Regions from separate parts of the Homo sapiens genome. Here all the other regions are linked to region 2. The links are chromatin loops, found by intact Hi-C in ENCODE. Cell type or tissue: heart right ventricle. All regions are shown on one strand. Links, peaks and the distances in the headings refer to the core of each region. The heading gives the core; the rest is flanking DNA. Region 1 overlaps CHKA (choline kinase alpha). Region 2 overlaps KMT5B (lysine methyltransferase 5B). Region 3 overlaps CHKA (choline kinase alpha).

Region 1 (8,000 bases), core at 1-8,000, 140 kb before region 2:
AGAAGTAGAAATCATTGTAGTATAAGACTGAGGAGGTCAAAATGAACTAGTCCCATCCCTGTCCCAAAGGAAGGCAGCTCACCAGACTGTGGACATTTGTGTTATCCCCCACCCCAAGACAACTCACCAACATTCATTCACTATGGAACAACAGAAAGGTTTGTCTGAAGGTTAAAAATACTTTCTATTTCTATGTCAGTGACAGTTTTTTTTTTTTTTTTTTTTTTTTTTTTTGAGACAGAATCTTGTTCTGTCACCCAGGCTGGAGTGCAGTGGCATGATTTCAGCTCACTGCAACCTCCACCTCCTGGGTTCAAGCGGTTCTCCTGCCTCAGCCTCTTGAGTAGCTGGGATTACAGGCGCCCGCCACCATGCATGCTAATTTTGGTATTTTTAGTAGAGATGGGGTTTCCCCACGTTGGCCAGGATGGTCTCGAACTCCTGACCTCAGGTGATCTGCCCACCTCAGCCTCCCGAAGTGCTGGGATTACAGGCGTGAGCCACCGTACCCGGCTGACAATTCTTAAGGTTAAAATTAAATGACAGCCTAGCTTGGTTACAAACATGCCTATGAAAAACAGGAGGTCTAATTCAATAATTACCAGCTTCCAACCCAAAGTCGGGCACTACAGGCTGGAGAATGAAGTGGTAACCGATAAATAAAACCTTCCACAGCACAGGCAGGAGCCACCCACTCTTCTTCACTTACTGTCCCGTGTCAGAAGGGACTGAGGTCAGAGCTGGACTTCGAGGGTGCAGATGCCTACATTCCCCATCAGGATTGCAGGCACTTCTCTGAAGCAGGGGAGGCAAGGTCAGCTGGCCTGGAAGTGAGGGCAACCTCCAAAGGCAACCACAGCATCAGTGACAGCGGCTTCTCCCCCGGCTTCCTGGGCTGAGCCACACTGTCCTGATGCCACCAGGTCACCACATTCGGGTACTTGGGGAGACAGAGAACCCTCTGTAAGGAACAGTCATTTGCTGCCAACATTCACAAATACTATAGCATTTTTACCTGGGAGTAGGAAGAAAAAAAAAAACAAAAACGCTGCTAAAACATACCATGTACCCAAATTCAATAGATGAAATCTTGGCTTGTACAATGGACCACAGTCCCCAGAGGAAATGAGATGCAAGGGCAAACCTGGAATGATAAAAGCAAGAAACATATAAGAGACATACAGTATCAGTTACAGGACTGATGAAATGATTTCATGCCAGATGGACATTTTAACTTGTGTGGATGCAAACCTAGTTAGTGTTGGCAAATCATGGGTCTATATTCCACGGGACTAACTAAGAACAATGGGAATACCACTCCCACACCCTTCCCTCATCTGCTAGTGACAGGTGCACTGGTGAGTGTGAACACACACAGCTGGCCTGGCCATGGCACACGTAAATGCCACTTGGCCATAATATATTCACAAGGTGAATATATTCACATTCACAGGGTGCAGGTGAAGGCCTGGGTGGCCATGCTGGCAGAAAAGAAAGCAAGCTTGCTACAAGGGAGGGTGCACACCATAGCAACCAAGAGGCAGCCCTTTGCTGGAGGCGGGATGAAGCTCTCACTCCTTGAGCAAGAGAATTCTCAAATCCCATCCTTGTCCCATCCCCTCCTGTCACACAGAAGTGAAAAGAGCAGATCAGAGAGCGTGAGCCACGTCACCATCTCTAAGCTGTACCAAGCCCCCAAGTCACTGTGAATCCAAGTTCCTCCTCAAACAATACCCTGAGGGCTCATCCACATGAAGATAAAGCTCAAATTTAGGAGTGCCTGCTCTAGTATCCTCCAACCCTACTCTCTGTTCATCCTGTGGTCCCCGGCCCACAAGAGTCCCGTGTGCTACCCTTTCTGTCTGGGTTCTCCTCCATCTGTTTTTTTCTATTTCCACCAGTTCAAGAAACAGAAAGAGATGATGTATGCTGCGGTGAAGCCCAGCAGGTAGGCAGGTGTGACATCACACTTAGTGTTGGGGGTGAGCACTCTGGAGGCCACGAGGAGATGACTGTGCTAAGTGCGTGGAAAGATGAGGGGCCACAGTGACTTAAACAGCCATTCTACCAAAAAATGTCACAGGAGACCCCAAATAATAGGAACAACCCACAGGCCTCTTGACTAAAGAGATGGACAAATAGTGGTCTAGACCTTTGCACAATCTGGAAGTTTCAGGGCCCTGCTTTGAAAACTGTTGAGAAAACAGTTAAAAGCAAGACTTAAAACCGATAAACATAAGTTTAATCATTTTCTAGGAGAAACTTAAGAGTTAAAACACAGCATATGGTGGCCGCCACTCCAGAAGCATCAGTGACAAGTTTGCAGGGACAGATGCAGTAGCCCACATCTGTAATCCTAGCACTTTGGGGGGCCAAGGCAGGAGAACCACTTGAGCCCAGGAGTTCATGACCAGCCTGGGCAACAGAGCAAGACCTCGTGTCTACAAAAAAATACAAAAATTAGCCAGGCATGGTGGTACGTGCCTGTAGTCCCAGTTACTTGGGAGGCTGAGGCAAGAGGCTTGCTAAGAGTTAGAGGCTGCAGTGAGCCATGATCGCATAGCTGCACTCCAGCTTGGGTGACAGATCAAGACTCCATCTCAAAAAAAAAAAAAATTCTATAGGCTCTGGGTGGCAGCAGCCCTGTATGGCTGGGTTGTTGTGTCTGGATGACAGTTCAGAATGCCACAAAGTGTCCTGACCCTTCTTGGACATGGGAACTCTTCTTGTGATATGGTTTGGCTCTGTCTCCCCACCCAAATCTCATCTTTAATTGTAATCCCCATGTGTGGAGGGAGGGACCTGGCAGGAGGTGATTAGATCATGGGGGTAGTTTCCCCCATGCTGTCCTCACAATAGTGAGGGAGTTCTCACAAGATCTGATGGTTTTACAAGTATTTGGTAGTCCTACCTTCTTCTCTATCTCTCTGCCCCTCTCTCTCCTGGCGCCATGTAAGATGTGCCTTGCTTCCCCTTTGCCTTCTGCTATGATTGTTAAGTTTCCTGAGGCCTCCCTGGCCATGCAGAACTGTGAGTCAATTAAAACTCCTTTCTTTATAAATTACCCAGTCTCAGGTAATATCTTTGTAGCCATGTGAGAACAGACTAATATACTTTGCCTGCTGTATGCTCAGATCTGAAAGCTCTGCATAGTCTCGGCCACAATGGAGAAGTAGCAGATTCTATTTTTGACAAAGTGCAAGTCCTAAAGATGTACGATTAAAAAGAAGCTCCTAGGCCAGGCGCAGTGGCTCACATCTGTAATCCCAGCATGGGAAGGCCGAGCTGGGTGGATCACTGGAGGTCAGGAGTTCAAGACTAGCCTGGCCAACATGGCAAAAACCCATCTCTACTAAAAAATACAAAAATTAGCTGGACATGGTGGCAGGCACCTGTAATCCCAGCTACTTGGGAAGCTGAGACAGGAGAATTGCTTGAACCCGGGAGGCGGAGGTTGCAGTGAGCCGAGATTGCGCCACTGCACTCCAGCCTGGGTGACAGAGCAAGACTCTGTCTCAAAAAAAAAAAAAGAAGAAGAAGCTCTAAAATACTCCTAATTGCAAGTCAGCATCTCCCAAATATAGTCTATAAAGAGGAAAGCTATCTTTACAAATCAAAAAAGGAAAAATGTTACCTATTAACTTCAAGCAACATTTCTTCTTTTATAATGGATTTTTCTTCAGTACTGAGGTTTTCAAAGTCATTTTGGAATGCAGGCAAGTAACTGGAAATAAAATGGAGCTTAAAAAAAAGTAATTGTGTTAGGATCAATGATGGTTAAAATAGACAATGTCAATAGCTGTCACTAAGCATATGCATCTACTGTGACACACTGGGAGACACACACTCAACATGATGTTCAGCATCTCCGACATCCTGGGGCTGGCACCAGTGAGCCAACCTTTGCTAGGTTTTCAGCCGCTCTCTCTCCCCAGGATTTCTAGTGGAGATACAGTGTCTAGGCTCTTCAGCATACTTTTTCCATTTAGAGTAGCACTTAAAACATAAACTGGAGACCACTATTTTGGAGGCAGGCTTGGTGCACCCTCCCAATCCTACTCAGCTTCAGCACCGCTACCAAGGTTTCAGTGCTGGGCTGAGGAATGGGAGAGAAAGATCTCAGGAGGAAATTCCCATGAGAACTGATTCTCCACACAATCACCAGCCTCCTCCCATCATTCAGGACAGGAAAGGGAACTGTTAACACCAAAGATATTTCCTCCCACTACTAAACCCTGGTGCCCGAAAGATTACTTCTCTCTCCATAGTGTGAAATGAATAGAAAAAGGTCAGTGATCACCAAAAAGATGGCCAGAAAGCAGAATCAAGGCTGGGCTTTTCAAAAAAATACTACAAGGAACTACAAAGGATGACAAAGCTCTTCTCTGAATACAAGTATCTCTGGCACAGAGATTTTTAATAAGCTGGACTAAAAGGTCAAGTTTGTGTCTACATTTAACAGGAACAAAATAACATTTTTTAACATAAACCAAATTTTAAAAGGTTATCTTTAAAAATGAAGATGTAGGCCAGGCATGGTGGCTCACAACTGTAATCCCAGCAGTTTGGGAGGCTGAGGCAGGAGGATCACTTGAGCCCAGGAGTTTGAGACCAGCCTGGGCAACTTGGTGAAATCCCATCTCTACAAAAAATACAAACAATTAGCTGGGCGTGGTGGCATGCGTCTGTGGTCCCAGCTACTTGGGGGGCTGAGGCGAGAGGATCACCTGAGCACAGAAGGTCAAGGGTACAGTGAGCCATGATCGCACTACTGCACTCCAGCCTGGGAAACAGAGTGAGACCCTGCCTCAAAAAATAAAAAAGAAGATGTAATTCTAACTGCATGAAATTGACATGTAATTTTCCTATCAAGTATACAAAAACTCATCTCCTACCTGTTGTTTCTTGGTGGGATACTTCCGGATGTTTGCTCTGAAAAAAGGGTATTTTTCATAGCTATAATCATACATCCACTCACAGAAGTGATTTCCAATGTCGAATCCCCTGAAATAAGACATAAGACAGTGCACACAATGAGGCAAACCGTATGCCTGGAGGCTCCCTGACTGCAGAAGAAAGAAAGGCTGAGTTCCGAGCACGCCACTCCTGTTGCCATCTGGACTTGCTGAGGGAGCAGGACTGTAGCTGCTTTAATGACAGAGAGAGACAACAGGTGGTTGATCAGCATCACAGCTGACTAAAGCTATACAGGTGCACCTGAACCACTACTCCAGAACATTGTGTCTCCTAGACCAGGATTTATGAGAAGAAAATGACCTCTGAAGCCAAAAGAAAATGCCAAAGTCTGGACTGAATGGCATGGCTGTCCCCAACTAGCGCTGTCTGCTAGGAACAAAGAAGGCTGTGCTGCTTCACCACAACCATCACCGGCCACTGGACGAGAAGCCACTGATTCCAGGTGAAGCAGCTTGCAACTCAGAGCGGCATTTTGACTTATTTTCTCTAATAACTGTTAATTAAGCATATCGTAATGATAAATCAATATTGAGATGGAAACACTGGACTGTAACACAGTACCTGTAATTGTAACTGCTGTATTCGAAATCAATGAGCATCAGTTTCTGTTTTTCAGAATTCTCTCGGCCTTCCAGCAACAAGATATTACCTGCAAAAGGTTTGGATAACATGGTTTATGTTTTACAATAGAAGGCTCAAGTCCTTGAACAGCAGAGCCGAGAGAATGGATTTGATCCCTTAGGGAATCCTAACTGAATGTGGCTTTTGGTCTGTGGACATCACCAGGGCCTAGACAGAGCGTAGAAGTGCTCACGGGAGGCATAACCCTATGCAGGGTGGCTCCTGACCCACCTGGCCATGAGAACCCCTGCTCACAGCCCTAGTCCTCGCCAGACCCCCAGGATCACTGTGGAACAAAGCCTGGCCTCTTGCTCTGCTGTCAGGACAGTACTTCCCAAATGTTCTGCATGGTGGCATGCAGGAGCTCGTGCTAGCCAAACACCACCCTCAGCAGCCCTGGGACTTGGTTTGCTGTCTGCAGGCCAGCTGGCTGCAGCACTCCAGCTGGGAAGCTGTGGGAGTGCCCTCCTGGTAAGAAAGGCAAGGGAGAGCTCAGCTGCCACAGGGGATCCCCTGCTTTGTTCTTGCCTGCTTTTCCTTCCCAAGGAGACCACAGGCAGCATTCCTACAAGACTATTTGCTTTAGTATTGGATTCTGGGTCAGGAGTTGGTCAGCCATCAGCCTGGCTCTGCAGGCCTGCGTTCCTGAGATCCCCACACTCGACATGATGTTCAGCATCTCCGACATCCTGCTGCTGGCACCAGTGAGCCAACCTTCGCTAGGTTTTCAGCAGCTCTCTCTCCTTAGGATTTCTAGTGGAGGTATAGTGTCTAGGCTCTTCAGCATACTTTTTCCATTTAGAGTAGCAATTACAATGTAAACTGGAGACCAGAAAACGTGTATTGGCTCACACTTGTAATCACAGCACTTTGGGAGGTGGAGGTGGGAGGATCACTTAAGTCCAGGAGTTTAAGACCAGCCTGGGCAACACAGAGAAACTCCATCTCCACAAATAATTAGCCAGGTGTAGTGGTGTGCGCCTGTGATCCCAACTACTCAGGAGGCTAAGGCAGGAGGATCACTTAAGCCCAACAGGCTAAGGTTACGTGGAGCCTAGACTGCACTACTGCACACCAGCCTGGGTGACACAGTAACAGTCTCAAAAAAAAGGCAAATTGGAGGCAGACGCCCAAAGTAGCACAACAAAATTAATGTACAACTGTTACCTCTTCGATCCTTCCTACACTTTGCCATCATCAACACAGCCGATCTCCTCCAGTCCCCTCTCTCTAGTGATGTCTGTGCCATTTATCACCCCCTCACCACCAGAAGGGCAAGGGTAATACACAAAGCTGTAGCTGTAATGTCTACACCCTCCTTGAGTTAGCCAGCGATGAGCAGCTAATTAGTAAAAGGTAATTTGGCTCAAATGAATGGCTTATGGATGACGAGTCTTCATGAGAAACTGTTCTCAGGATTAAAAGCAAACTGCTGAGCCTGGCAAACAAGGGCTCAAGGTGGGACCTGAACTACTGTGACTAGGGGAGGCAAGGTCAAGGCAGAGAGAGGCCATGTCAGCAGCACCAGTGGGAGCTGCATAGTGGGGGGCCTCTGATGAGACTGTTCAATGTGCAATTGCATGGGATGAAGTTTTGTTACAGTAAGGAACATATCACTGTCATGTTTTCAAAGCAGAGAAGCCCGAAATAATTAATAGCACAGTGCACTGATACTAGGAGAGGAGGTGTTAGGATTACACGTGTTGCGATAAGCAACACTACGCTGTGTGGTGCAGAAGGGGGAAGGGCCCGGGACTCAATGGGGTAGGCAGTGGATCTTGTTCTTTTATTGCTTTTTCAGGTTAAAAAAAAATCATACATGTTTACTGTAAGGAGTTAAACACTGAAAAAGTAATATGTGACTTAGAAAGTTTAAGTTCTTCATCCCAGTTCCCAAGTTTAGTGAATATTCTTTCGGATTTCTTCCATGTAATTTTTTTTTTTTTTTTAACAGGATCTTGCTCTGTCATCCAGGCTACAGTACAGTGGTGCGATCACAGCATACTATAGCCTTGAACTCCTAGGCTCAAGCCATCCTCCTGCCTCAGCTTACCAAGTAGCTGGGACTACAGGTGCACACTACTATACCTGGCTAATGTTTTTATTTTTTGTAGAGATGGGGTCTTGCTATGTTGCCCAGGCTGGTCTAGAACTCCTGGGCTCAAGCAATCCTCCCACCTTGGCCTCCCAAAGTGCTGGGATTACAGACATGAGACATTGTGACTGGCCTCATACTCTATAAAAATAATACAAAACCTCATTGTCTGGTTGTATCATACTTTAATGTACCTAATACTCTTGATGCTACCTTACATTTTTCAGACACACTGCCAGTAATTTTCTAAGTATGCACACAAACCTCATCTGTAACAGAACATAGCAATTCTTACCTTCTTGACAGT
Region 2 (10,432 bases), core at 2,296-10,295:
TTTTTTTTTTTTGAGACAAACTCTCACTCTGTTGCCCAGGCTGGAGTGCAGTGGCTCAATCTCAGCTCACTGCAACCCCTGCCTCCCGGGTTCAAGCGATTCTCCTGCCTCAGCCTCCTGAGTAGCTGGGATTACAGGCGCGCACCACTATGCCCGGCTAATTTTTGTATTTTTAGTAGACACGGGGTTTCACCATGTTGGTTGGGCTGGTCTTGAACTCTTGACCTCGTGATTTGCCCACCTCGGCCTCCCAAAGTACTGGGATTACAGGCGTAAGCCACTGCACCTGGCTTTATTTCCATGTTTTGGCCGAATAATCCTGCTGTGAACGTGGGTGTACAAAATACCTGTTTGAGTACCCGCTTTAATTCTTTTGACGATATACCCAGAAGTAGAATTGCCGGGTCATATGGTAATTCTATGCTAAACTTTTTCTTTTTAGATGGAGTCTTGCTCTGTCACCCAGGCTGTAGTGCAGTGGCACGATCTCAGCTCACTGCAACCTCCGCCTCCTGGGTTCCAGGGATTCTCCTGCCTCAGCCTCCTGAGTAGCTGGGATTACAGGTGTGTGCCATCACACCCAGCTAATTTTTGTATTTTTAGGAGAGACGAGGTTTCACCATGTTGGTCAGGCTGGTCTCGAACTCCTGACCTCGTGATCTGCCTGCCTCGGCCTCCCAAAGTGCTGGGATTACAGGCGTGAGGCACCGCACCCGGCCCCATACACTTTCATATCATTAGAATCCAGCACAAGACCAGACATAGGTCCATTCATATCACCTTCCCTTTCTATTCTCAAACCAACTGCTACACATAAGCAGAATCGGTTTTTAGTTTTCTCCTAAATGTGAAATCACAAAAGGACTTGACATCAAAGAATTCCAAATCGGTCTTTATCAATGGCTATTCCAAAGCCGTCTGCAATCAATATTGCAATAACTAAGGCTCCACGGAATCCTATGGTATCAATCCCAGCGATGAGGCCAATAAAAGAAGCCCTGCAAAGCTATCAGAAGCATTTGTGACCAATATTCCATCATAACACCATTAACACTGCTTGACAGGGCAATTTCTCAGTTGCTAATTTGTTAGAAAACTACCACGAATTCACGTTCATACCTGTAACCTTAAAACTTGCTCCTATAAACATTGTTGTCTCACCTGAGAAGCTAGGTGACTTGTCAGAGTAGTTCAACGGGGTGTTAGTATTATGAAAAGAGAAAGGCCTCAGGGTTTTCATTTCCCTGAATTCACAATTATGCTTCTACCTAAGGCAGAGCCTTTACTTTAAAATTAGAGCTGTCACGCTAATTCAAATGGTAATCAGGTATCTAGAACCATCAACTCCATAGCAAAGAATACGTCTCTATACTCCTAAAATAATTACAAATGTCCATGATATTATCATTCCTACTTTCCTTCTCTAGCTTTCATAGGGTCAAGCTTGGATGCATTTTGCTTCACCCAATTCAACAGCTTTCCCAAGTACCCTCAGGTGGTAATGCCCTCACTCAGGCCACCAAGAGAATAGCGTCTGAAGCTGAGCAGTTTACCTACCACCAAGGTAGAATGCTTCACCCACTGCCCTTTCAGAATAAAACGATGGCCACAGACACCATCACTAAGTTTTGAAAAAGACTAAACTTGTTGAGCTAACAGCTCTAAAGCAGACTGTAGTATGGTGGAAAACGGCCCCCAAAGACATCGGCTCCTAATCTCTGGAGCCTGTGAATGCTACCTTATAAGGAAAATGGTCTTTGAAGATGTTATAAAAAATTTTGAGATAAAAGAGATTATCCTAGATTATCTGGGTAAGCCTTAAATGCCACTCAAATGACTTTATAAGAGGCAGAGGGAGATTTGACACCTCACAAAGTACAGAAGGTGAAGCAGACTGGAGTGATGTGGCCACAGGTGAGGGAATGCTGCAGCCCACCAGAGGCTGGAAGAAGCAAAGAGCAGCTTCCCTCCACAGCCCTGCCAACGCCTTGACTTTGGCCCAGTGAAACTGATGTTGAACTTCTGGCCTCGAAAACCGTGAGAGAATAAATTTCCGGTTTTTTTTTTTTTTTTTTTTTTTTGACACAGAGTCTCACATGTTGCCTAGGCTGGAGGCAGTGGTGCGATCTCAGCTCACTGTAACCTCCACCTCCCAGATTCCAGCAATTTCTCCTGCCTCAGCCTCCTGAGTAGCTGGGATTATAGGCACCTGCTGCCACGCCAGGCTAATTTTTGTATTTTTAGTAGAGATGGGGTTTCGCCATGTTGGCCAGGATGGTCTCGAACTCTTGACCTCAAGTGATCCGCCCACCTTGGCCTCCCAAAGTGCTGGGATTACAGGTGTGAGCCACCGTGCCCAGCCCATTTCTGTTGTTTTAAGCCGCTAAGTTTATGGAATTTGTTACAGTGACCACATAACAGAGATTATGAAAAACTAAACCAAAGTAGAAACGCTTTACAGTTACCACACTCCAAAAATACATAAAATTCCAACATGTCACAGGAAAAAAGATTTTAAACAACTTTTAAAACAGTGTATTTAAAACAAGTTTTAAAAGACTGGGCAACAAAGTGAGACCCTCATCTCTACCAAAAAAAAAAACAAAAAAAACAAGTAGCCAGTTGTGCTGCTGCGCAACTTCAGTCCCTGCTACTCAGGAGGCTGAGGCTGAAGGATCATGGGAGTCCAGGAGGTAGAGGCTGCAGTGAGCTATGATCATGCCACTGCACTCCAGCCTGGGTGACAGAGTGAGACCTCACCTTTAAAAACATAAATAAATAAAAAGTTTAAATCATACACTATCCTTCAACTGAAGGTATAAAATGCAGCTACTGAGTTATATAGATTTTGAAAATAGAGCCAGCCTCTTAATTACACCTCTGATTACTCACACACTTGCTAGGCCAGATAACCATGATCTTCCTGAATAGCATTGTAATTGAACATTTTTCTATTTATATTAAAACTTACAATAAAAACTGAAACTATTAGAATTTCTCATTGAGCAAAACATTTTAAGGAGCAAACTATCCACTACTGGTAAGTTTATGATCAGACATTCGCAATTCTTTTTTTTTTTTTTTCAGACGGAGTCTCACTCTGTCCACCAGGCTGGAGTGCAGTGGCATGATCTCAGCTCACTGCAAGCTCCACCTCCCGGGTTCAAGCCATTCTCCTGCCTCAGCCTCCTGAGTACCTGGGACTACAGACACCCGCCACCACAATTAGCTAACTTTTTGTATTTTTAGTACAGACAGGGTTTCACCGTGTTAGGCAGGATGGTCTCAATCTCCTGACCTCGAGATCCACCCACCTCGGCCTCCCAAAGTGCTGGGATTACAGGCGTGAGCCACCGCGCCCGGCCAGACGTTCGCAATTCTTAGACTTACTTATTTGGCTACTGATCTACAGCCAGACATGTAAGAAACTCCTAATTGCCTTATCACAGAAAATACTGCTTCATTCTTAAATATCACATTCAATACGTATTTACGACGAGGGATGTCATGTAAGAAAGACTTCATGTCTTCATCTCAGTAGTTATTTTAAAACAAAGGTTTTCACTGATGGGGTTGTTGAGGGAAAGTCCTCAAAAAAACTTCCAGAAGAAAACAAAAAATGCCTGCTTCCCCCATCTCTCCACATTTGATCCATCTGCTTACCTAGCAGTGCCTAGAAATAAAATCAAGGATGCTTTCTTTGTTACTGTTTTCTCTAGGACTCAAACAGCCATTCACGGTTCTAGAAACAGATGCCACCTAGTGTCAAATGACTGTAAGTACAGCCTTTACAGCCCACAGTTTCTGTCAGAAGTTACAAGAAGTACATCAAAGATTTTTACTGGGCAAGGACAAGTGTGAGGAAAAGCTTCCAAAAGGTGGTTCTTGGGCTGGACGTTAGAGGCCACTTTGAGTTTGCCAGCTGGTGGGCTTTGCAGAGGCAGCCCGCACAGGGATTAAGGATGTGGCTCTGCAGTCAAAGCACCTGTCCCACCCTAGCTTCATCCTTACCCCAGCAGTGTGAGCAGACGAGTTATTTAACTTCACCGATGCCCCACCAGTACAATGAAAAGAAGGCCTCCCTAGGTTTGGCACAAGATATTTTAAATGAGCACAAACTGCTAACAAATTAAGGTCTCCCCTTCCAAGTAACTAAGGCAAAAGTAAAGCAGGCCAGAAACATTCTTCACAAAACTTTAATCAAGTAGAAATTTCCCTTCTATTCCCCACCATAACTCACACATGAAAAAAAAAATCTCATCACCTCACCCATTTAAAAAAGAACAAATGTGCAAAAGAATAATTATGACACAAGGCTGAGCACCAGTTCTGCTTTCCCTACAGTTCCCAAAGAGAAGGAATGTAACTTCTGGCTGCAACACGCATGATTAAAAATCATGCCAAGCAGCAGGGCACAGTGGCTCACGTCTGTAATCCCAGCACTTTGGGAGGCTGAGGCGGGCGGATCACGAGGTCAGGAGATCGAGACCATCCTGGCTAACACGGTGAAACCCCGTCTCCACTAAAAATACAAAAAATTAGCCGGGCATGGTGGCGGCTGAGGCAGGAGAATGGTGTGAACCTGGGAGGCGGAGCTTGCAGTGAGCCAAGATTGCGCCACTGCACTCCAGCCTCGGCGACAGAGCGAGACTCCGTTTCAAAAAAAAAAAAAAAATCATGCCAAGCTACATCTCCCATCCTAAACATTCAGAGGGACCACAGACTGGACTACAGAGCTTCTTACAACACAGTTTAGTTTGTGGTGTACCTGGTCAAACAGATTATTTTCACACCCTATAAAAGAAGATACAAACATCACTGCCCTTTAACACACACTCAATACTATCATCCCCATTTTACAAATGAGAACAAAACTCAGAGAATTAGAAAAAAAACTGAAGTGAAGTCCAGGCTGAGAGACTGTGTACTGTTAATATCACACAAAAAAGCAACACAGGCCAGGCACGGTGGCTCACGCCTGTAATCCCAGCACTTTGGGAGGCCGAGGTGGGCGGATCACGAGGTCAAGAATTCGAGACCAGCCTGGCGAACATAGTGAAAATCCATTTCTACTAAAAATACAAAAATTAGCCAGGCATGGTGGCACCTGCCCGTAGTCCCAGCTACTCGGGAGGCTGAGGCAGGAGAATCGCTTGAACCCAGGAGGCAGAGGTTGTGGTGAACCAAGATCGTGCCACTGCACTCCAGCTTGGGCAACAGAGTGAGACTCCATCTCAAAAAAAAAAAAAAAACAAACCAAAAAACAACACAGAATAATGACCCAAACAAATTTTTTATTTTTTTAGACGCTGTCTCGCTCTATTGCCCAGGCTGGAGTGCAGTGGCACGATCTCTGCTCACTGCAACCTCTGCCTCCCAGGTTCAAGGAATTCTCTGTCTCAGCCTCCCGAGTAGCAGGAATTACAGGTGCCCACCACCACGCCCAGCTAATTTTTGTATTTTCAGTAGAGACAGCGTTTCACCATGTTGGCCAGGATGGTCTTGAACTCCTGACCACGTGATTCACCTGTCTCGGCCTCCCAAAGTGCTGAGGTTACAGGCGTGAGCCATCACGCCTGGCCCCAAACAAATTTTTAAACACACTTCGCCCAAGCCAGGCACGGTGGCTCACGCCTGTAATCCCAGCACTTTAGGAGGCCGAGGCGGGAGGGTCACGAGGTCAGGAGTTCAAGACCAGCCTGGCCAACATGGTGAAACCCCGTCTCTACTAAAAATACAAAAGTTAGCTAGGCGTGGTGGCATGTGGCTGTAATCCCAGCTACTCGGGAGGCTGAGGCAGGAGAATTGCATGAACCGGGACCTGGGAGGTGGAGGTTGCAATGAGCCAAGATCGCGCCACTGCACTCCAGCCTGGGCAACAGAGTGAGACTCTGTCTCCAAACAAACAAACAAAAAAACCACTGTGCCCCATATTTGAAGAGTAAAACTCTAGAGCAAAATAGACATCGTTCCTGACTGCATAGAGGTCAGAGCATACTATGGGAAGAGATGTAAGTAAGTATGTGGTTATCAATCTGATGCGAGCTGTAAGAAAAACAAACAGGATGTTAGGAGAGAGACTAATGTAAGAATGGACTTGAGATGGGATGATCAGGGAAATATAAATCAAAATTGTAAATATAAAAACAAGACCAGACATGGCAGCTCATCCTATAATCCCAGCACTTTGGGAGGCCAAGGCGAGATGATTGCTTGGGCCCAGGAGACTAAGGCTGCAGTGAACTGGGATTATGCCACTGCTCTCCAGCCTGGGAGGCTACAAGACCCTGTCTCAAAAACAAACAAACAAAAAATACCTTTTTTGGGTCAAAAGCCCTCCTGGTACTTATTTATATGCACCAAACAAATATTTGCTTTAAACCCTCCAGGACCCTGAATGACGTCTGGTTTTGTTTCCTTTCCAAGGGGGAAAGTGAAGGGGGGTTTCCTATGGTGCCACTGGCTCACTGGCTGAAGGATCAAGCCCCCTTTTACTTCTCAGTGAGGAAAGCTGCAGCTTCCTAAAATCAGATTGGTTTTCTTACTAAAAATATCTATTTCTCCATATGATGCAACATAAACATTGCCTCGAAAATAAAAATACTCCTCAGAGACCATTAAAATGTATCATACATTTCAACCGTGTTATACAAATCAGACAGGCAAAACAATTCATCGGGCCGACCTAGAATCCACTCAGTTCAACAAACTTATGAAGAACCTCCCAGAGCTGCCAGGCACTGTTCGTGGTGCTGGAATACTGGTCATGTCCAGGGAACACTAGAGGGCGTATGAGAGCTTCTACTTTCAGGAAAATCAGTCGTTGAGTCAGGGAAGAAAACCAAACAGATGCATAAGGGGAAAAAAAGTTAACAGGGTAGAAAAGTACAGACTAGGAAGCAGAATGACCCTTCACTGAATGGGCCTTTTGCGTAAGGCCTGAGAAGCAAGCCGAGTGCCATTAGAGATGTGCTGACCAGGCATTCCTATAAAGGTGGCACAAGGTAGAAACACAGGTGTCACAACACACACATTCGGTTTCTACTGGTTCCCCTAACATGCAGGACTCGGGATTCGCTAGCTCAGCAACCCTATCAGGTGAAACAGGTATTAGCACTACAACAAGGAGGCTAAAGCTCAGAAACAAATTGCTTTCCTAAACTCAAAGTGCTACTAAGTGGTAAGGGTGGGTCTAAAACCTTCATCTTTAAACTGCAGTCTGGGGTTTACTCCAGTGCTTGAGCCACGTGTACCACCTAGAGGTTTATCACCAGCAAATGATCCCCGGATCTAGGTACTGTTTTCTTTCCCCCTTTTTTTTTTTTTTTAAGAGACGGAGTCTTGCTCTGTCGCCCAGGCTGGAGTGCAGTGGAGCCATCTCTGCTCACTGCAACCTCCAACTCCCGGGTTCACACCATTCTCCTGCCTCAACCTCCGGAGTAGCTGGGACTACAGGCTAATTTTTGTATTTTTAGTAGAGACGGGGTTTCACCGTGTTAGCCAAGATGATCTCAATTCCTGACCTCGTGATCCACCCGCCTCGGCCTCCCAAAGTGCTGGGATTACAGGCGTGAGCCACCGTACCCGGCCGGTACTGTTTTCTTTAGTGTGCTATTACAACAGACAAACTAAGACAGCTTATAGAAATGCAACTGGCATTGTAGGAGTCATACAGGCCCCCAATCAAGCTTTGGGGGGGGGGACACTGATACCCTAGTCTCTCAATTCTAAAACCCAACTGATTAACTATCTCATAATGACATTTCAAAAAAAGGAGGTAAAACTACATGAAACATGCAGATGAACTAAGGTGATTAGAGAGATGTCAAAATATGATTAAAATAATTATTAGGAGAAAATAGGATGGCAGTGAAGTGTAAAAGATGAAGCATTAATACAATTTTGGATTGGAAGTGACCTCAGAGTCGTTTTGTAGACGGAGTCTAGGCCCTATCAATGACTTATACAAACAGTGATAGAGCAGAGAATGGAATAAGAATTGATTCTTATTCCATGGTCCTTCAACTATTCCTAAAATTACACTTCTATACAGCAGTCATCATTTGACATACGGCCCTAGAAGATGGCCTGGTGTTCAAGTCTGTCTCATTCGGAGACCGGCTAGCCCCAAATCAACCCCATCCAGACACATAATGGATCACCCCCTGCATTTACTTAACATGCAGTATTGTAGCTAACAGGGTGATGGAGCGGAGGGAGGACACATGGTCCCTATCGTCAAAAGTGTGAGGAAGATTCTTAACCATCAGAGCGTTCTAAGGCTGACATAGTCGGGGAACTCCTGACCACGGAGAAGGATTTTGCCAATGGAGAGATTTGCCAATGTAAAGCTCATACATGGTACACAGAAACACGAAATAATGGGACCACGGCGATTTATCTGAAAGGATTTGCTCTGTAAGCCATGGGAAGGGCATTCCTGTGGACAGGGAGCTGCTTAGATGCCACACACACAAATCTCTTTATCACACAACCTGGCCACGAACCCAGGCCCTATAAACCCACAAACTGATAATCAGGTAAAGGAAAATCAGATTCAACCTCCTTTTTAAATAACCCAAGAGAAAAATCACCAACATCCCCCACCCACTAAATTCTCTGCTGAAAGACACGCAGACACCGGGACACTTCCTTCACACGCGTCTCTCCCTGTCAGAGTCCGCTACCCTCCATCCACCTCCACCTTCCCCACTACTGTCCCCTGGCATTTGCTGCGAGAATAAAAAGTTCACTGCATGAGCAGTTCAGGGTGTTTGGGAAAGCAGATGAAAATAAAGGCGCGAGAGCACTTGGAAATGATCATGGATAAAGAATCAAGCCCTACCCTACTCTCTTATTGAAGAAATATCTACCATATTCCCTTCACTCTCCAGCTCAGTTTTTAAAATATAATTATGTTTGTAAACAACATTAAAGTGGATTTATTTTGAAAAACTAATACAAACTATTAAGCTTGACAACTTGGAGATTAATAAATTAACCCATTCATTAAGGGTCTATGAGCACCTACTCTGTACCTGCCCGTGGGCGGACGAGATAACAAGAGACTCAAAAACTCACGAGTAACCACCCCAACGGCTGTGTGTGTGAAGGTTTCACCAGGAAGCAACATTCTCACGGGGCCTTTCTGAAGGACAAGAGTGTACGGGGTGGAGAAAAGGGGTGGAGGAATGCCGGGCAGGGCACGGCCGACAGGGACCAGGTATGGGAAGCTATTGGAGCCAGAGCTTGGGAGAGGGACCAGAATGTCGAATGTTTAGAGATTACAAAGTGAAAAATGGGCTGGAGTTCCCACACAAGCCGGGATTAGAGCGTTTGTGGACTCTAACCTGGGAATATAAGGCGCTCCAAGAGGGACAGGGCCACACCTCTGGTTCAAATTGCTAAACCTTCAGATACACAATAAATCTGTATTTACAGCAAGCGGCAATTTATGTATTTCAACATGCACACATTATCTGTAATTATTTCAGGTAAAAATGGTTTCCTCCTCTTTTGAAAATACTTCTTTTTACTACTAATTATCAATATTATAGGCGTGTTCTCAATATTAAAGACTAAAGGAAAAAAGTTATAGCTGGCAACTGCTTCCTCTAAAGATCCTACACAGCAAAGTTCAGACCTGTATGGCCATCCTCAACTACACTTTATATCAAACTGGTTTAAATCGAAAAAGGTCCACATCACAAAGAACCACAATCAATCAAATTAATTCACCTGCCCTCTATTCTAAGGAAAACTCCCCCCACTCCAGGTAAATTTCATTTGGCAAATTCTTAAAAATTAACTTCAAAGAACACATGTTCACCTCCCCAGTATTCCGAAAGTTCCACCACTTAATAAATCGTTAAGTTACTGTTCCAGACCCGGGTCCAATAAACCCAAATAGACTGAATTTCTCAGCACCCAACTTGTTTCTATCTTAATCCAGCAAGTTGCATCGAGTTGTCATTGTTCCTCCTTCCAAGGCGGAGGTGACAACGGTGCACATCATCCGCGAATACGTGGAAGGACAGACACACACCAGGGGACGCAGGGAGAGCGGATAAAGCACAAAGGGGACGCAGCGGCCGCGGGGTCGCCGGGCCACGGCCAGGGGCGCCGTCGGGGAGGAGGGTGGGCTGCAGGACGAGCTCGGGAGGGCTCCGAAATGCGCTCGGGCCAAAACAAAAACAAAAAGTTCAGCGCGGCAGTGGGAGCAGATTGGGCGAGACGGTTCACGGCTGCCCATTGGAGAAAAGGGAAAACAGAGTCCCCCAATCGCGAGCGGCGGGGCTGCTCCCCTCGTGCGGCCGCGGGCCCGGCCCCGACGCTGCCCGGCGGCCGCTACCGCTCCCTTCCGGCCGCGGCCACCACTGCAGGCCCCGCGCCGGCCCCGCACCGGCCCGGCCGCAGCCCCGCCCCCCGCGCC
Region 3 (8,000 bases), core at 1-8,000, 130 kb before region 2:
CGTCATATGGTTCAAACCTAGTATATAACAGAATTTTAAAAAAATCTTCACTATGGCTGGGTGCAGTGGTTCACACCTGTAATCCTGGTGACTTAGGAGGCTGAGACAGGAGAAGAGCTTGAAGCCAGGAGAGTTCAAGACCAGCCAGGGTAACACAGCAAGACCCATCTCTACAAAAAAAAATTTTTAATAAGCTGGGTGTGCTGGTGTGCACCTGTACTCCCAGCTACCTGAAAGGCTAAGGCAGAAAGATCACTTGAGTCCAGGAGTTCGAGGCTGCAGTGAGCTATGATCATGCTATTGCACTCCAGCCTGGGCAAGAGAGTGAGACTCCCATCTCAAAAAATTTAATATATAATAAACAATACATACAAGAGCATAGATAGAACTTAAGAACTAGAACAAAATCAGTTCCACAGATACTATAATCTATGTGTCCTGATGCCTGCCCTTTTTGTCCCCAAGATATTTTTATTATTCTGAATTGTGTTAACACAATTCCCTTACCTTTTCCAAAAAGAGAACTTTTACTACATGTGCACATATTCTTAAACAATTTTTAAAATTTATCAGGCTTTATAGAATGGTATGATACTACTTACAGTCTCCTGCAGTTTGATCATTCAACATTATGTTTGTAAGATTCACCTATATTGCCACTTATAACCATATGAGGTTCTATTATTTACAAAATTCTTTCAAAAACTTATCATCTCGGCCGGGCGCGGTGGTTCACACCTGTAATCCCAGCACTTTGGGAGGCCAAGGCGGGTGGATCACCTGAGGTCGGGAGTTCGAGACCAGCCTAGCCAACATGGAGAAACCCTGTCTCTACTAAAACATAGCCAGGTGCCAGGGAGCAAACTAAAGGAAAAAGCCAGCGCAGTGAAGGCACCATCCACTCATCTAAACACATCCTCAGCACTGGCAGCTAGCACAACACTAGCACAGACGGACAGTGCCACTGTCAACTAGAAGAGGATACCTCTTCTGGGGAGACAGAGCACAACTAGCCTCTCTGTTTCTGGGCTGTGGGATTAGACAAAGAAACCCCTGCCCCTGGTCCCCAGCCAGACGCAGCAGAGCACCCCTCTGCCAGGCATCCTAGTGCTGGGCTCCATCTGCACAGATGTACAGGGCAGCCCTGGACATGCCCAGGCCTCTCATGGATAAGATATCTCATGCAGCAGGGCAGGAAAAGCTAGCAGCTTATGATTCTAGTCCTCAAGGAACTTACGCTCAATGAAAATGGGGAATATCTGATCTATCTAGGAAGAGAGTGCAGGCTGACAAAGACGAGCATTGCCAATCAAAGAAGTATTGCCAGGGCTCAGAGCCACACTTCAACACTTAGGGTTCATGAGAACCTCTGGGCATGAAGCATTGTGCAGGGCATGGAGTCAGGGGTGGGTGGGTAGAGGAACAGGACCTATGCTTTAGATATGTACATGTAACTCTAAGACATGGTATACTGGTAAATGTTACAGCAACATTAAAACTGCCTTGGGACAATAAGAAAGGGAAAATAATCCTGACTGCTTAGAAATAAGACTGCAAGGTCTTGGAGCAAGGCCTTGAAATCTAAGAATTTGACCAGCATATGGGGACAGGAAGATGGGAGGTAGGGAGACTCAGTAGGAATGCACAAAACAAACCAAGGAAGGGTGATGGGAAAGAACAGGCATGGCCCCCACAGGGCTACAGTCAGAGACTGAGCAGGGCCAAGGTGTTCTAGCAGCAAGTTCTATAAAGCAGGGCCCTAGAAGTTGAGAGGAACACGGTGAAAAGGGCAAAGTCTCAGGGTACACAGCCTCAGGGGACAATAAAATGGTAAGTTTCATATATATTTCAAATTTGGATGAATACACCTTTACAGAAAAGAAAGAGGTTCGGATGTAAGTACAAAATAAATGTTGCTTTTCATGATTTCTGATACAGTTTAATGACATAGGTGAGGTTAACAGTGAAAACACAGCATTGCAGGTTCTTGCAGCAATGAGACAAAGAAGCCATCTTCTGTCTGTGGCATATGTCAACTAAGCGTTTATGAACAAATCTTACCGGGATGAACTGCTCCAGTCGGCCTTGGGGAAAGATGCCATAGAGTTTTGGCCCAAGTGACCTCTCTGCGAGAATGGCAAACATAACGCTCTCCAGAACCATGGCCTCAGCCCCCTAAAACAGATGGCAACAAATCAGGTGTTTACTGAGTGTTTGCTAAGCGCCAGGCATCAGAAGCACTCTCACAGGAGTGTTTCATCTGATCCTCATGAGTATTCTTTCACGTGGGCACTACTGTTATCATCATCCCCATTTTAAATATGAAGAAACAGAGGTTCCAAAGTCACACATCGTGTCATTTGCAGGATTCATGCTTGCAAGCACTATGCTATATTGATAAGATTTAAAATATGAGTTTAATTTAGGTCACTAGATCCAAAAATAGAAAAATATCCATCAGTGCTTTTATTGCTTCTATTTATTTCGCAACCTATATAGGAGTCTCACCCTTGGTATCTCACCAAAGGCCACAACACCATCCATTCTGGTAAGGGTTGATTTGCTTTTGGTTGAGTGTGTCTAGTTAAAGCAAAGGATCCAAAGGACCTTCTGCCTACTAAATTGGGCTCATGGGTCCAACAAGCTTGAAAATTACTGATTTAGGTCCAGGGTCTACGGCTTTCTAGTCCAAAGAGCACCCTAGCATGGAGCATCCTAGATTGCTATTTTCAGTTGGCACACCCGACCTTTTCCTGTTATTGAATGTTTGTTGTCTTGCTGAAATCTCTATGATGCTGTCTGTTCTATCTTCGTCCTAATAATTAACGTGGGATCTATCATCATTTTGCCTTCAAAATCCATGCTTTGATCTCAAAGCAAATTCAGTCCTTGGTCTTTCCCCCTTAAACAGCACATTACAGCATAATGGTTTCCATCTGTTGGAGTGAAGGAGTCACGCTTACCCAGAGGTCCACCTGAATCTCTTAAAGAGCTTTTACAGGCCAGGCGGTGGCTCATGCCTGTAATCCCAACACTTTGGGAGGCTGAGGTGGGAGGATCACTTGAGGCCAGGAGTTAGAGACCAGCCTGGGCAACATAGTGAGATGCCCCACCACCACCGAAGTCTCTTTTTAAAAAAAAGAGCTTTTGCAAAGAGATTCCTAGGTCTTACTCCAAGTATTAAAAGAGAGGCACCAGCAGGGCTGTTTTGAAAAAGCTTTCAGATGATTCTAATTCACCCCCTGTGAAGCAATGTGCTGTGGAGGAACATGATCCCAGAGAAACCTCTAAAACACATTCACGTTACCAAAAACTGAGAAACCAAGAGGACAAACTTATTAGGAAATGATACAGTACTATAGTAAGAAGAAAACAAAAAAGAAAAGCTACTTCCAAAGGATATCAGACCACATTAAAGCAAAAAGTATTTTGGTCACTTTTACATTTTGTGGGGGTAAATGGATTTGCCGGTAATCCCCCCACAATTATCGTCTACAACCATCATTCGTATAATCCTCACAATTATGGCCTGTGATCTTGTGAGGCTCAATCTTTCCTAATTTGTGGTTTTGTGTATATGACAATAAACTGATAACATCTATCTATCAAGCTAATGAATTTTAGGGTGGGATTTGATATCAGACAGGTTTTATTTCTTAAAACCTTAGAGAATGAAAACAAAGATCTAGTATCTCTATTTAGTTGTCAAAAGGTTTCCAAGAACTTTTTAGTCCTATGGTAGTGTTGTCCAGAGATGCAGTCCCCATCTTACTCCAAGCCCAACATCACAGAAAGTATCCGGGGCATTTAAGCAAGGGTCTGCAAAGCCTCCTCCAAGTCTCTGCTTAGACATTATGCTCCCCTGCTCCCCAGGGGGCAGCACGGTCCTGGTGCTCTGAAGACTGTGGTCCCCACCACCACCCTCATGCTGTGTAAAACACAAAAGTAAACAGGGGCTGGGCATGGCAGGACAAGGGGGTGCTGGACTCGGAAGTTCAGCATTTTGCACATCATGTCCACTGGGAAGGATTCTCGGAGGTGACTTTATTTACGTGTGGCATCGTCAACACATGTCACCAGCACTAGCCAGAATCCTCTCCAGAGCTGAGTCAACCCAGAAAGGACATAGAGAAGAGGGAAAGAGATGTAAGAACTTTCCAATTCTCTTTAGCACTGCCCTAAACATTGTAAACAAAAACACACTTATTCTTACGTAATACTGTAGTTCAATATTTATTCACAGTAGGAAGAAAGGGGGAGATGGTGTATGGAGAGAAGGATTTGGAGAGGAAGAAAATGAGGCCGGGTGCGGTGGCTCACGCCTGTAATCCCAGCATTTCGGGAGGCTGAGGAGGGCAGATCACCTGAGGTCAGGAGTTTGAGACCAGCGTGGCCAACAGGGTGAAACCCTGTCTCTACCAAAAAAGTATAAAAACTATCTGGGCATGGTGGCGGGCACCTGTAATCCCAGCTACTCAGGAGGCTGAGGCAGGAGAATCGCCTGAACATGGGAGGCAGAGGTTGCAGTGAGCCGAGATCACACCACTGCACTCCAGCCTGGGTGACAGAGCAAGACTCTGTCTCAAAAGAAAAGAAAATGAAAGAGAACACCCAGGCACAAGCAAGAAAAATGACAGGTTAAGGACAGCAGAGAATCCTAGAATAAGTGTACCAACTACTGGTGGTCTTCTTGTCATCACTATGTCTCCAGGCACCTTCCTGATTGCTCCTGAAAGTGAGCATGGTAAAAAGGGGGCTGGACAGACATGGCTGGGTTCTCTCCTGTACCACGCACTGGTTTAGCCACAGCTGGTGACAGTGGAGGGAAAATTGGTCCTACTTTTTCAGATATCTCAACTTGGAACAATTTACTTGGGCTTCAGAAATAAAGACTCATTAATACATTTGCCTAAAACACACTTACTCAATGTCTACTATGTCCTGGCACTGTGCTAAGCGCCAGGGAACCAACAAAGAACAAGATACATAAGGCCCCTGCCCACAACGGGGCTTACATGACAGAGAAGGAGGGATGGGGAGAGAGAGAGAAATGGACAGTAAGCAAGTACACGCAGCTATGGACTGGGCTCACTGCCATGAGGGAAACAAGGGTGACTGGTGTGGTGGTGTGGGTATTTCTAAGGAGGCCACACTGAACTGACCTGAGATCTGAGGTGTGAAAAGCCACAGCAGCCCCATGGGAGCACAGGGCCATGAGGAAGGAACAAGTGTGACGCCTTCAAGGAACTGAGAGGCCTGTCTCACTGGAACAGGACAATCAAGGAAAAGGAAGAGCAGAGCATGAGATTGCCGGGTGGACTGGGGCTTACAGATACCAATTCACAAGTCCTCAACATGTTGTTGATGTTTACAGCTCACAAACTGGGTTCGATCCCCTGGGGACAGAAGAGGAGGAACCAGCACAGGCCTTAAAATGCCCTTTCTTATGTGACTGTCACCACAGTAAGAAAGCTTTCTACAGGGCACCCTCGCATACACCCCCAAAACAAACACTATCCCCACAGCAATACTCACTCTCACAACTGGGCAACACTTATTAATATTTTCTACTCTATTTCATTTTAAAAAGCAATCAACATGCTAACATTTCATGCCCCACTAGAGGTTCACAAGCCACAACTTGAAAAACTGGTTTAAGTTCAGGCAGCAAAAAGAGGGGCCAGGGCAGAAGGCAAGGTGAGGCAGGCGCCACTGCCAGGAAGGAGAGTGGTATTCCCTAATGGTGCTGCTAAGTGGCCATTAGATTTGGCAATATGGAACCTGTTGGTGACAAAAAAAAGAACAGCTTCAGAGTGATGGGTGGACAGATGTCAGATTGGAGCATGTGAAGAGTGAACAGAAACGGGAGAGAGAAGTGGTTGAGAATGGAACAAGGGGTTTAAACTGACTTTTCACTTTATCTATGAAGTTTCATTTATTTAAAACCCAGGAAGAAGAGTATTGATGTTATGAACTTCTTGAGAAGACATAACAGCATTTCTGTGGTATTTCAGCCAAAAATGCATAACCTCAATTGTGAGAAAACACTAGACAAGCTGAAATTGAGGAGACATTTCCAAAATAACGGATCAGTACTCTTCACAAGTATAAAGATTACAAATAACAAAAGAATTGTTACAGGCTGAAAAAGACTAAAGAGAAATAGCCAATGCAATCTTGAGATCTAGCTAAATCTCGAGACAGAACAAAAGAAAATATGCATAGGAAAACTTCTGAAATTCAATTCAGGTCATAGTTCAGTTATTATTTTTTTTTTGGAGATATTATTATTATTATTTTTTTTTTGGAGATGGATAGCCCAGGCTGGAGTGCAGTGGCAAGATCTCGGCTCACTGAAGCCTCCGCCTCCTGGGTTCATGCGATTCTCCTGCCTCAGCCTCCCGAGTAGCTAGGACTATAGGCATTCACTACCAAGCCCAGCTTATTTTTGTATTTTTAGTAAAAACAGGGTTTCACCCTGTTGGCCAAGCTGGTCTCAAACTTGTGACCCCAAGTGATCAGCTCACCTCAGCCTCCCAAAGTGCTGGGATTACAGACGTTTAGTTATCACTATTGCATCAACGTTAATGTCCTGGTTTTGACCATTGCACTGTGGTTATGTGAGATGTTCGCATTAGGGAAGCTGGGTGAGGGGTGCATGGGAAATCTCTGTACTATTTTTTTTTTCTTTTGAGTCGGAGTTTCGCACTGTCGCCCAGGCTGGAGTGCACTGGCACGATCTCGGCTCACTGCAAGCTCTGCCTCCTAGGTTCACGCCATTCTCCTGCCTCAGCCTCCCAAGTAGCTAGGACTACAGGCGCCCGCCACCACGCCTGGCTAATTTTTTTTGTATTTTTAGTAGAGACGGGGTTTCACCATGTTAGCCAGGATGGTCTCGATCTCCTGACCTCGTGATCCACCCACCTTGGCCTCCCAAAGTGCTAGGATTACGGCGTGAGCCACCATGCCCGGCCTCTCTGTACTATTCTTGAAATTTTTTCTGTAAGTCTAAAATTGGTATGAAATAAAAGGTTAAAAATAAATTCATATAAAATTCACATAAAAAAGACTGAAATCGGCCGGGCGATTTCATGGCGAGTTTGAGGGGCATGTGAGACATCCGAGGAGAGACTGCTAGCCAATGGCATTAGTTCCAAGTCGAGGTCAGGGCTGGAGGAAGAATGTAGCGGCCCTTTGGCCTATAGATCAGGTGACCGAGGGAGACAGGACAACATGAGAAGAGGGCCTATGGTCAAATCATGGGGCGCCCTAGCATGTAGACAGCCAGATCTGTACTTTGTGTCTCTGTGTCATGGCTGCCCTCAGGAGAGGAAACATTTCAAAAGGGTGGGGGTCATGTCAAATGCTACTGAGAAGTCAAAATAAAATGAGAACTGAAAAGTACTTTGGATTTAGCATCACGCAGGTCCTGGTGATCCACCATTTTCAGCTAACAGGATGTCCAAAGGCCTCTGCACAAAGGGCTTGGAATGGTTCACAACAGATTGTCAATCACTTCCCACCCAAGGACTTCCCAGTCACTGTCACTCCAGAGAGCACAAGTTCTAGATCCTCTAGCAGGGCACCCAGAGCAAGACACATGTAAAACAAGCCGCTGAAAAGTGTGGAAAAAATATCATCACTTTCATTCCTTTTTTATCTCAACCGTTTTAATGTCTATTTCTTGATTTTTTTCTTTTTTTTTTGCATTTGGTGGGGACGACTCCTGTCGCCCAGGCTGGAGTGCAGTGGCACAATCTCGGTCTACTGCAACCTCCGCCTCCCAGGTTCAAGTAATTCTCCTGCCTCAGCCTCCCAAGTAGCTGGAATTACAGGTGCCCACCACTATGCCTGGCTAATTTTTCTATTTTCAGTAGAGACGGGGTTTCACCTTGTTGGCCAGGCTGGTCTCAAACTCCTGACCTCATGATCCACCTGCCTCAGCCTCCCAAAATGCTGGGATTACAGGTGTGAGCCACCGCATTCAGCCTATTTCTTGA

The links. A loop is a pair of places that touch in the nucleus more often than their neighbours do. Peaks named below come from ENCODE experiments on the same cell type or tissue, not always from the same donor. Only the 100,000 strongest peaks of a DNase experiment are listed, where the experiment ranks them.
Region 1: a loop joins it to region 2, with 3 times the contacts of the local background. A loop is called at or near these places in 22 of 110 quality-filtered maps.
Region 3: it touches region 2 in a loop (4-fold over the local background); 24 of 110 quality-filtered maps call a loop at or near these places.

The regions. Positions count from the first base shown.
Region 1 is chr11:68,060,891-68,068,890 of GRCh38, forward strand. It overlaps CHKA (choline kinase alpha), which reads right to left. Exons shown (of 12, transcript NM_001277.3): 7 at 7,989-8,000; 8 at 5,539-5,626; 9 at 4,896-5,004; 10 at 3,635-3,741; 11 at 1,063-1,144. Among named protein-coding and RNA genes, the nearest start is that of MIR6753, 20 kb to the left of the region's middle. RefSeq lists an enhancer at 5,663-6,163. In heart right ventricle, for the core only: no CTCF peak of the experiment used is centred there; no DNase peak of the experiment used is centred there; H3K27ac peaks cover 503 bases.
Region 2 is chr11:68,202,555-68,212,986 of GRCh38, forward strand. The region is part of intron 1 of KMT5B (lysine methyltransferase 5B); the gene reads right to left. Among named protein-coding and RNA genes, the nearest start is that of KMT5B, 5.5 kb to the right of the region's middle. RefSeq lists silencers at 3,754-3,843, 9,979-10,432. In heart right ventricle, for the core only: CTCF peaks have their summits at 3,782 (motif pointing left), 3,982, 6,776 and 10,289; a DNase peak (open chromatin) is centred at 6,767; H3K4me3 peaks cover 1,762 bases; H3K27ac peaks cover 1,656 bases.
Region 3 is chr11:68,072,656-68,080,655 of GRCh38, forward strand. It overlaps CHKA (choline kinase alpha), which reads right to left. Exons shown (of 12, transcript NM_001277.3): 4 at 2,062-2,175. Among named protein-coding and RNA genes, the nearest start is that of MIR6753, 32 kb to the left of the region's middle. In heart right ventricle, for the core only: a CTCF peak has its summit at 3,884 (motif pointing right); no DNase peak of the experiment used is centred there.